Linked DNA regions of Homo sapiens: region 1 is linked to region 2. Evidence: chromatin contacts called from ENCODE Hi-C or POLR2A ChIA-PET data. All regions are on one chromosome and are shown on one strand. Each heading gives the region's core, a stretch centred on a gene start or an enhancer-like site at or near the end of the contact. The rest is flanking DNA. Distances are from core to core; before and after follow the strand shown.

The links. A loop is a pair of places that touch in the nucleus more often than their neighbours do. ChIA-PET counts read pairs that join two places held with the same protein, here RNA polymerase II (POLR2A). Pooled maps may share reads with other maps.
Region 1: a loop to region 2 is called in a map of PC-9, with 7 times the contacts of the local background. The contact joins the enhancer-like site here to the promoter of LINC03095 in region 2. A Hi-C loop is called at or near these places in 1 of 168 maps with a recorded cell type or tissue (PC-9) and 2 of 50 pooled maps. POLR2A ChIA-PET finds 5 or more read pairs at or near these places in 1 of 52 experiments (PC-9).

Annotation. Positions count from the first base shown.
Region 1 is chr7:26,447,817-26,451,658 of GRCh38, forward strand. All of the region lies in intron 1 of LINC02981 (long intergenic non-protein coding RNA 2981), which reads left to right. Among named protein-coding and RNA genes, the nearest start is that of SNX10-AS1, 50 kb to the left of the region's middle. Within about 2 kb of position 1,700, at least 4 of the 41 ENCODE cell types and tissues checked have a DNase peak (open chromatin) inside an H3K27ac peak, as active enhancers do; they include PC-9, where a contact is called at or near this core.
Region 2 is chr7:26,549,844-26,553,627 of GRCh38, forward strand. LINC03095 (long intergenic non-protein coding RNA 3095) reads left to right here and starts at 1,996. Exons shown (of 3, transcript NR_184281.1): 1 at 1,996-2,367. LOC124901605 (a long non-coding RNA gene) reads right to left here and starts at 1,150. Exons shown (of 2, transcript XR_007060263.1): 1 at 882-1,150. RefSeq lists an enhancer at 1-1,175.

The sequences.
Region 1 (3,842 bases), core at 450-2,949, 100 kb before region 2:
CCCCCTTCCACTGCAGTCCCGGCTGCAGCCTTAGCTCACTGACTTGTTCACAATTTGAACTTAAGTCAGGCTTCCCGAGGCCATCCTGAATGACTTCCCGCAGTTCCCCCTTGCCCTTGTTCTGAGAGTCCTGCCCTTGGGCTTGCCCCAACACATGGTGCTCAAACAGAAACCAATGGGACTGGAGTATGCAGAGGAGCAGGTACAGCCCTAGACACTGGAAAGAAATTATGTCCAAAGTAAGTCTTTGAACTTGAGGTTGGGCACTTTGTGGCACCATGTTATCCAAGAGCTCTGAGTAGATCAGACGGCAGAGGAAGAGAAGTCTTAGCTCTGTCACTTTCTTGGTCAGTGTCTTTGGGCAAATCACCACATGCCTCTGAATCTCTGTTTTCTCATCTCTAAATGGGGCCAATACATGCAGGATTGTTGCATGTAGATGATGAGATGTTAAGAGGGCTTTTCTTTCCTTTTTTTTTTTTAACCCCCAGAGATGGGGTCTTGCTCTGTTGCCCAGGCTGGAGTGCAGTGAGTGGTATGATCATAGATCACTACAGACTCTAACCCTTGGGGCTCAACCAATTTTCCTGCCTTAGCCTCCCGAGTAGCTGGGACTATAGGTATGTGCCACCATGCCTGGCTAATTTTTAAATTTTTTTGTAGAGATAAAGTCTCACTATGTTGCCCAGGCTGAAGAGGGCTTTCTTAATATAAGCCTTATAAAATGCTGTAAGAACATGAAGGTTAACTTGAAAGTCACTATGAAAAGTCCACATTGGTTAAACATCTCCAATGTGCTTACTATGTTTGTGAGCTGGAGAGATGACAAAGAAGAATAACAGATTCTCCACCCTTCAAGAGTTTTGAGGGCTCATAGGCTAGTGAGAGAGGTGGTTGTGAAGACAATTAATTGCAGCAGAGTGCTAAGTATAGAATATAATGGAACACCAGGTGTAGGGGTGTGGGGAGGAGGAAGGCACAACTGTGCCTGGGGACTCAGCAAAGGCTTCTGAGACCAGAAGATGTTAGGGTTGAATCGTGAAAGGGAAGTAGGAGGTTGCCAGGCATGTAGGGCGCATTCCGGGTGGAGGAAACAGTCTGTGAAAAGGCAAGACGGGAAAAAGGAGAGAATGTTTATGGGCAACTCCAAGCAACTGGTTGCTGCAGAGTTTGGGGTATGTGGGTGGGAGCTGAGGTTGAAAAGGGATGACCAGGTCACATCTTGGAGACCTCTTTTATGGAGGTCACAGCTAAATGATGCAGTAAGAAATAAAACAAAAATACGTAAATATGGCAAGCAATCCTTTTACAGATCCTTCTCTCAGACATAAGATACTAAAAGACACTGAGCTTCCATATTTTTGACTCCCGACTCCCTGTGAGATGCACTGGGCATGAGCTTTGAGCATGCCCTTGTGAGGAACTCCAGCCAGCAGTCCTGGACTTTGAGCCATCCAGGCCAGACTGCAGATGATTCCAGCTCCTAGTCATGGAGTCACTCCAGTCAAATATCAAAATACTTTGGATATTTCCTGCTGAGGTCCTGGATGAGCCATCCTCACTGCGCCCATTAAATGATTCCTAGAATCTGTGAGTACAGGAAGTTGTTATATCCCAGGATGAAGTCACTGATCTAGAACAGGGAAAAGCCTTCACGTTGAGGACAGCTGCCCTGGGGAAGAGGATCATCTGCCCAGGGCACGTCCCAAGGTCATACGATTCATGCTGCTGCCACTGGCCTTTCCAAAACCCAGACACCATCATGCCACTCCTCTGATTTAAAAGCTGCCGTGGGTCCTCTCTGGCTGCAGAATGTAGCCTAACTGCTCAGTCCGTTGCTCAGGTTATTCACAGCCCAGCCCTCACCTTCGCCTGAGCTTCCTCTCCTGTGACTCTCCTCAGCAGCTCCAGGTCCTTGCCTCTTTGCTGCTTGGGGAAAGCATACTCCTCATTCAGGGTCAGCCAATTCCCGCCTGTCCTCACAGGCAGAGGAACAGCCTCCTCTTCTAGGCTCGCTCAGCACTCGACACTTTCTTCTTAGAGCTCTTTTCAGACGTTCACTTTTTGTGTTTGTATTTTGGCAAGACTGTGATTTCCTGGAGGGTAGGGACCATGTCTGACTCATGTCTGTAGTCTCAGGGCCCAGCTCTGTGTCCAGTTCAGTAAATGTTTTAGATGATTGAATGGATGCCTGGGAGGAAGGGAGGTGTGCTCCCCAGCAAACAACTGAGTGAATGTTTTCCAGGGGTGAGTCAGGAGTGATCTGTAAGTGCTATCCTCTACTGCTTTGTCTTCTGCTGTTTTTCTTTCATTCTTTCCCTCCTGCATTGCTTCTCTTATACTCATTTTTAAAATACATCTTTCTAAAATTTTTAAAAAAATTTTTTAATAATTAAAAAAATAAAGATGGGATCTTGCTAATTTGCCCAGGCTGATCTTAAAATACTGGGCTTAAGGAATCCTCCTGCCTCGGCTTCCCAAAGTTCTGGGATTACAGGCATGAGCTACTGCACCCAGCCGATTTTTTTGTGCACAAATTTTTAGAAATACCTGCCATGCAGGGGTTTGTATATTTGGGGCATAGATACCCAGGTAATACCCCCATCCCAGAACAGTTACTTCAGTTGTTCTGTGGATGATAAATCAGAGACCTACAATGTAGATTTCTCTTTTATATGTCTTTATTGCCTATATTAGGATTCATTAGTTACAATGAAAAGGAGAGGTAGAAACAACATAATTCAGTGTTCTGACACAAGGCTGTTTCCTCTGGTCCACAGGCTAATTTTTTTTTTTCTACTTAGAATTAGAAACTGATGATACTTCCACTTTTTCCCTTAGGAAAATGTTTAAGGATTTAGTGATCTTACTTTGAGGGTAATTCTCCAATGATGCTGCCTAAATGTTTCTCCTTTAATTTCATCCCAAGGCCAAGCTTTAATGCTTGAAATGATTAGTTCACACTGCAACTAATTTAGAATTTGAGTTAACACAAACACAGTTTGCATGTATATTCTCATAAGAAAGGTTTGAAATAACCCTTTATCTGCAAGGTTTCAGTATTACCAACATGCAGCATTTCATCCAAATTTGTCACCATTTTACAAACAAAGGGCTCAAGAAATCAAGGCCTTTTGAATCATCAGGGCCTACTAAATTTTTTAAAAGACTAAATGCTTATGATGCATGAATAGGTAATGGAGGCATTTACAAATTTCAATTTTTAGTCCATTAATCTCATTTACTTATTAAGAATCATTTATAGAAAATTCAACTCAACCAAGTACCTGTATAAGGTAATGTAGGCAATGATTTTGTAAACTAGTAAAAATTATGTCAGGTATTATTGACATCTGCACGTATTTGTAAATCCAAGACTGCATTTTAAAAGATGTAGACAATCTAGATGTATTTGCCTACCATTCTGTTACAAGTAAATCTATATATATTTTTTCTTTTTTTAATTATTTAATTAATTTTTTTTCTTATACTTTAAGTTCTAGGGTACATGTGCACAACGTGCAGGTTTGTTACATAGGTATACATGTGCCATGTTGGTTTGCTGCACCCATCAACTCGTCATTTACATTAGGTATTTCTCCTAATGCTATTCCTCCCCCCACCCCCATCCCATAACAGGCCCCAGCGTGTGATGTGTGATGTATATTATTTTTATTGTGATGTATATTATTTTTCACGTTAAGATAAACAAAACCAGAAAATGTGTTTCTACTTTTTGTATTTCTGCTTTTTGTATCCCATATCCTGGAGAGAAACGAACTTTCGCATCGCAGCTACCTGCATTTTCAAGTCAAGTAAACAAACTTGGAATCCAAAAGTGT
Region 2 (3,784 bases), core at 746-3,245:
CTCACCTCACATCCTGCCCCACAAATGGCTTGAGCAGGAACCACGAAGCCTGGAGCAGACTCGGCTGTGCTGCGTGCTCTTGGGAAAAGACCCACAGCCAAGCCAAGACCACAGTCTGAAGACCCTGAGCCCCACGGAAAGGCATTATTTGTGAGGCCTCCACGTTGGGGGTGTGGTAGGGAGAGCAAGATTTTGAAATCAGAGAGCCTAAAGTGGAATCCCAGTTGTACCCTCTGGGATTGTCTGGAGACAAGCGGCTTTAGCTCTGGAACTCAGCTCCCTTGCACATACGTGCAGATGACAACGCCTGCCCTTCAAGGTTGTGAAGATTCATCAAGACCACATGAGTGAAGCACCTGGCATCAGGTGTGGCACAAAGCAGGTGCTCAGGAAATGCCAATCTGCTTAATAATAAGAAGAGAGGCCGGGAGTGGCAGCTCATGCCTGTAATCCCAGCACTTTGGGAGGCTGAGGTGGGCAGACCTCCCAAAGTCCTGGGATGACAGGAGTTGGAGACCAGCCTAGCCAACATGGTAAAACTCTGTCTCTACAAAAAATACTAAAAGTTAGCCGGGCGTGGTGGCATGTGCCTGTAATTCCAGCTACTTGGGAGGCTGAGGCAGGAGAATCGCTTGAACTGGGAGGTGGAGGTTGCAGTGAGCTGAGATCATGCCACTACACTCCAGCCTGGGCAACAGAGCCAGGCTCTGTCAAAAAAAAGAAGAAGAAAAATGAGGAGGAAGAGGGAGGAGGAAGAAGAAGGAGGAAGGAGGAAGGAGATGACACCTAGGAGTGGTTACTATGTACACTCAGTGCCTTCCCATTCCTTATCTCACTTAATCCCAATGACTGTCTGATGCAAGTCCCATTGTTATTCTCACCTGACAGCTGCAGACGTGGAAGCTCACAGAGGTGGAGTCATCGCCCAGGGTTACACACCTGATGAGCAGAGAGCTGGGATTCGAACCCAGGCAGCTGGGGGCTGAGGAGGCCGAGGGAGAAGCAGCTGGTGATGAAGCCTAGAAACGAATCAGGTCTGCTTCCTTGCTTGGCATTCGGTGCCATTGACAGCAGCCTCCCCTCAGCAAGCAAAACTTGCTCCAAATTGAGCTGCGAGTTTCTTGCAGGGTGGAGCTGCCCTCGGCTGAGTGGAGCCAGGAGGGTGAAGCAGGAGTGTGAACGGTGTGAAGCACCCATTACAAATTTCTGGCCGCCATCCTAATTTTAGAGGCTTCATGTTTCAATATGAAATGCTGTTGTTCGTGCCACAAAAGGAGGAAACAAACAGAATCGTGCCAGGAGAAACCCCCTCCCCCACCAAGTTTGATGCTGTAAAAATGTCTAATGGGGAAATCTTTTCAGTGGTAAATTACCCCACTGCCTTCTTTTCCTCTTATTTTGCATCGGAAGCTCTCCTCAGTTCCTACTGGAAGATGTTCAAGGCTGGGCCAGGAGAATTCTAGAGACTTTTTCCCCTAATAGGCACCGTGTTTGTGGAGAAGTCCACTAAGAATCCCAGACTTGACATAGCCCTGGCATTCAGCGGCCGCCTCACTCCCATGTGGAGTGAAAACCAGGAAGACAGCAGAAGGTGGCAAACCCACTGTCAAGAACCAGAGTAGCAATTTCTTGCCATTGTAGTGATAAATTGCTACACTGGCTGAACTAAAAATTGTAATAATAATAACAATTAACATTTATGCAGCATGTACAATGCTCCAGTAAAATATTCTTTTAAGGTCACAATGTACCTTTATCATGATGTTGTCATAATGTATCCACAATAATAGCAGCACTAGCTAACATTTATTGAATAATTACTGTGGTTACTTTATCTGCATCATCACATTAATCTTTAAAACTTCACAACAATGCTTTGAGCCTGGTGCTTTTATTATTCCCATTGTACAGTTAATAAAACAGGTTTACGTAGTTAGTGGCTGAGCTGGGTTGCAGACTCAGGCACGTCTGAATCCGGAGCTGGGGTTCTTACCCACTCCAGTGACTGCCTCTCAGAAAAGAACAGGGCAATGTCCATTCTCCTTTTATTTTCTTTAAGCACCTGATCATTCTAAAAGCATGTGTTCCTCCGTGTGTGTGAGTTGTGTACACGTGTGTGTGTGTTCCTTTCTTTTCTCGGACTCCAGGCTCATGACTGCTTATTTGCATGGTGTTTTGGTGTCAAAGGAGTGTTGAATGTGTTCTCCACACACCCAGCTTTATTCCACTCTAGGAGTTTAACTTCTTCAGCATTGTTATGAGGTCCCCGGTGACCTCAGTTTCTCCTCTCCGCGTCATCCAGGACTTCACCTGAAGCTTGAGCTACACGTAAGACTTCATCTACCTTGCACAGGGCAATGGAGAGAGGTAAGTTTCTGGGACCAGAGGGGTGTTGTCTTATCCTCGGTAGAGGGAGTGCAGAGGAGGGATGGAAAGGACAGGAGAGGACTGACTTCAGAAGGGGTCAACTGGGATCGTTCCAGGCAAACTAGATTTGTGTCACTCTGCTTAGCTCCCTTCTTACAAACGGATGTGAGAATACATCTTCGCCATCCCTTGGCCTGTGAGGCTGGCCCCATTACTGAATGTGTGGAACTGAGAGGTGCACTGAGTAGAAGCAGTAACAGGCAGCAGGTGCTTAACTGTTGGCTGGCTTTTTCTTGGCTTTTTCCTCTCACTCGTTGAAGGTGCAATGCCTCATCTTGATACTGGATCATTTCTTCTGTAACTACCAAGTTTTGTAGATTTGCCTCCTGGAATCTATGATGCTTCTGTGAGATTCCTCCTTCAATGAAATGAGGGATAATTAAGTAGCCTGCTGCATCCAACCTCAGCCTGCCTTCCTGTGAGGTGTCTACGTGTGCCTGTGCACACACACGCCCGCGCACACACAGGCATGCACACACATGTGCATCCAGACATCCATGCATGCACACACATGTGCATCCAGACATCCATGCATGCACACACACACACACACACACACACATAGGTGTAAAGTTTAGTTACATTGGAATTATTTACTTGTTTTCAGAACACTAACTGTAAATATGTGTTTATATCACTGGGTCACTAGGACTTTCTTATTTCTGCCTAAGTACCTGAAGTTTCTATTTCTCTATTTTTCAAAATTATTTTTAAATTAGAAAAATAATCCTCAAATACAATATCATTTAAAAAGACTCAAACGATACAGAAGGGACGTATGGGAAAATGTGAAAAAATCCCCTTTATACAACTGATACTTCAAAACACTCTCATTCCCACCTACCAACCCTCTAACAATAGAATAACTTCATATTTATGCTGATGGACCTTTTCCTATGTAGTGTGAGCTTAGTGTGCAAAAAAATCTCAAAATATTTTTGAAAGCGCCTCTTTTCATACAAGTTTTATATTCTATGAAGAGAAAATCTGCTAAATGTTACTTCCCTATAGTACTGCCAAGTTGCTTCTCTGAGCCGTTAGACAACTTTTACCCCATTTCCCCTTTGCCTTATTGGTTGAATGTGGTTTTTGAATTGCTAATGGGTCAGGTGTGCCACAAAGGAAAGAGCCTGGGCTTTGGAGTCTAACTTGGTTTGAATCCCAGTAAGATCCCTGTTTAGTCTCATAGACTGGGTAAATTGTGTTCATTTCTTCCCAGGAATCAAGGGCCAGGACTCTGCAGCCACACTGCTGCCTGGGTTCAAATGCTACTTCCCCCTTGACTCAGTGGAAAGCTTTCAAAAACCACTTGACCTCTCAGTGCCTTAGTTCCCTCACCTGTGAAATGGGGATAACA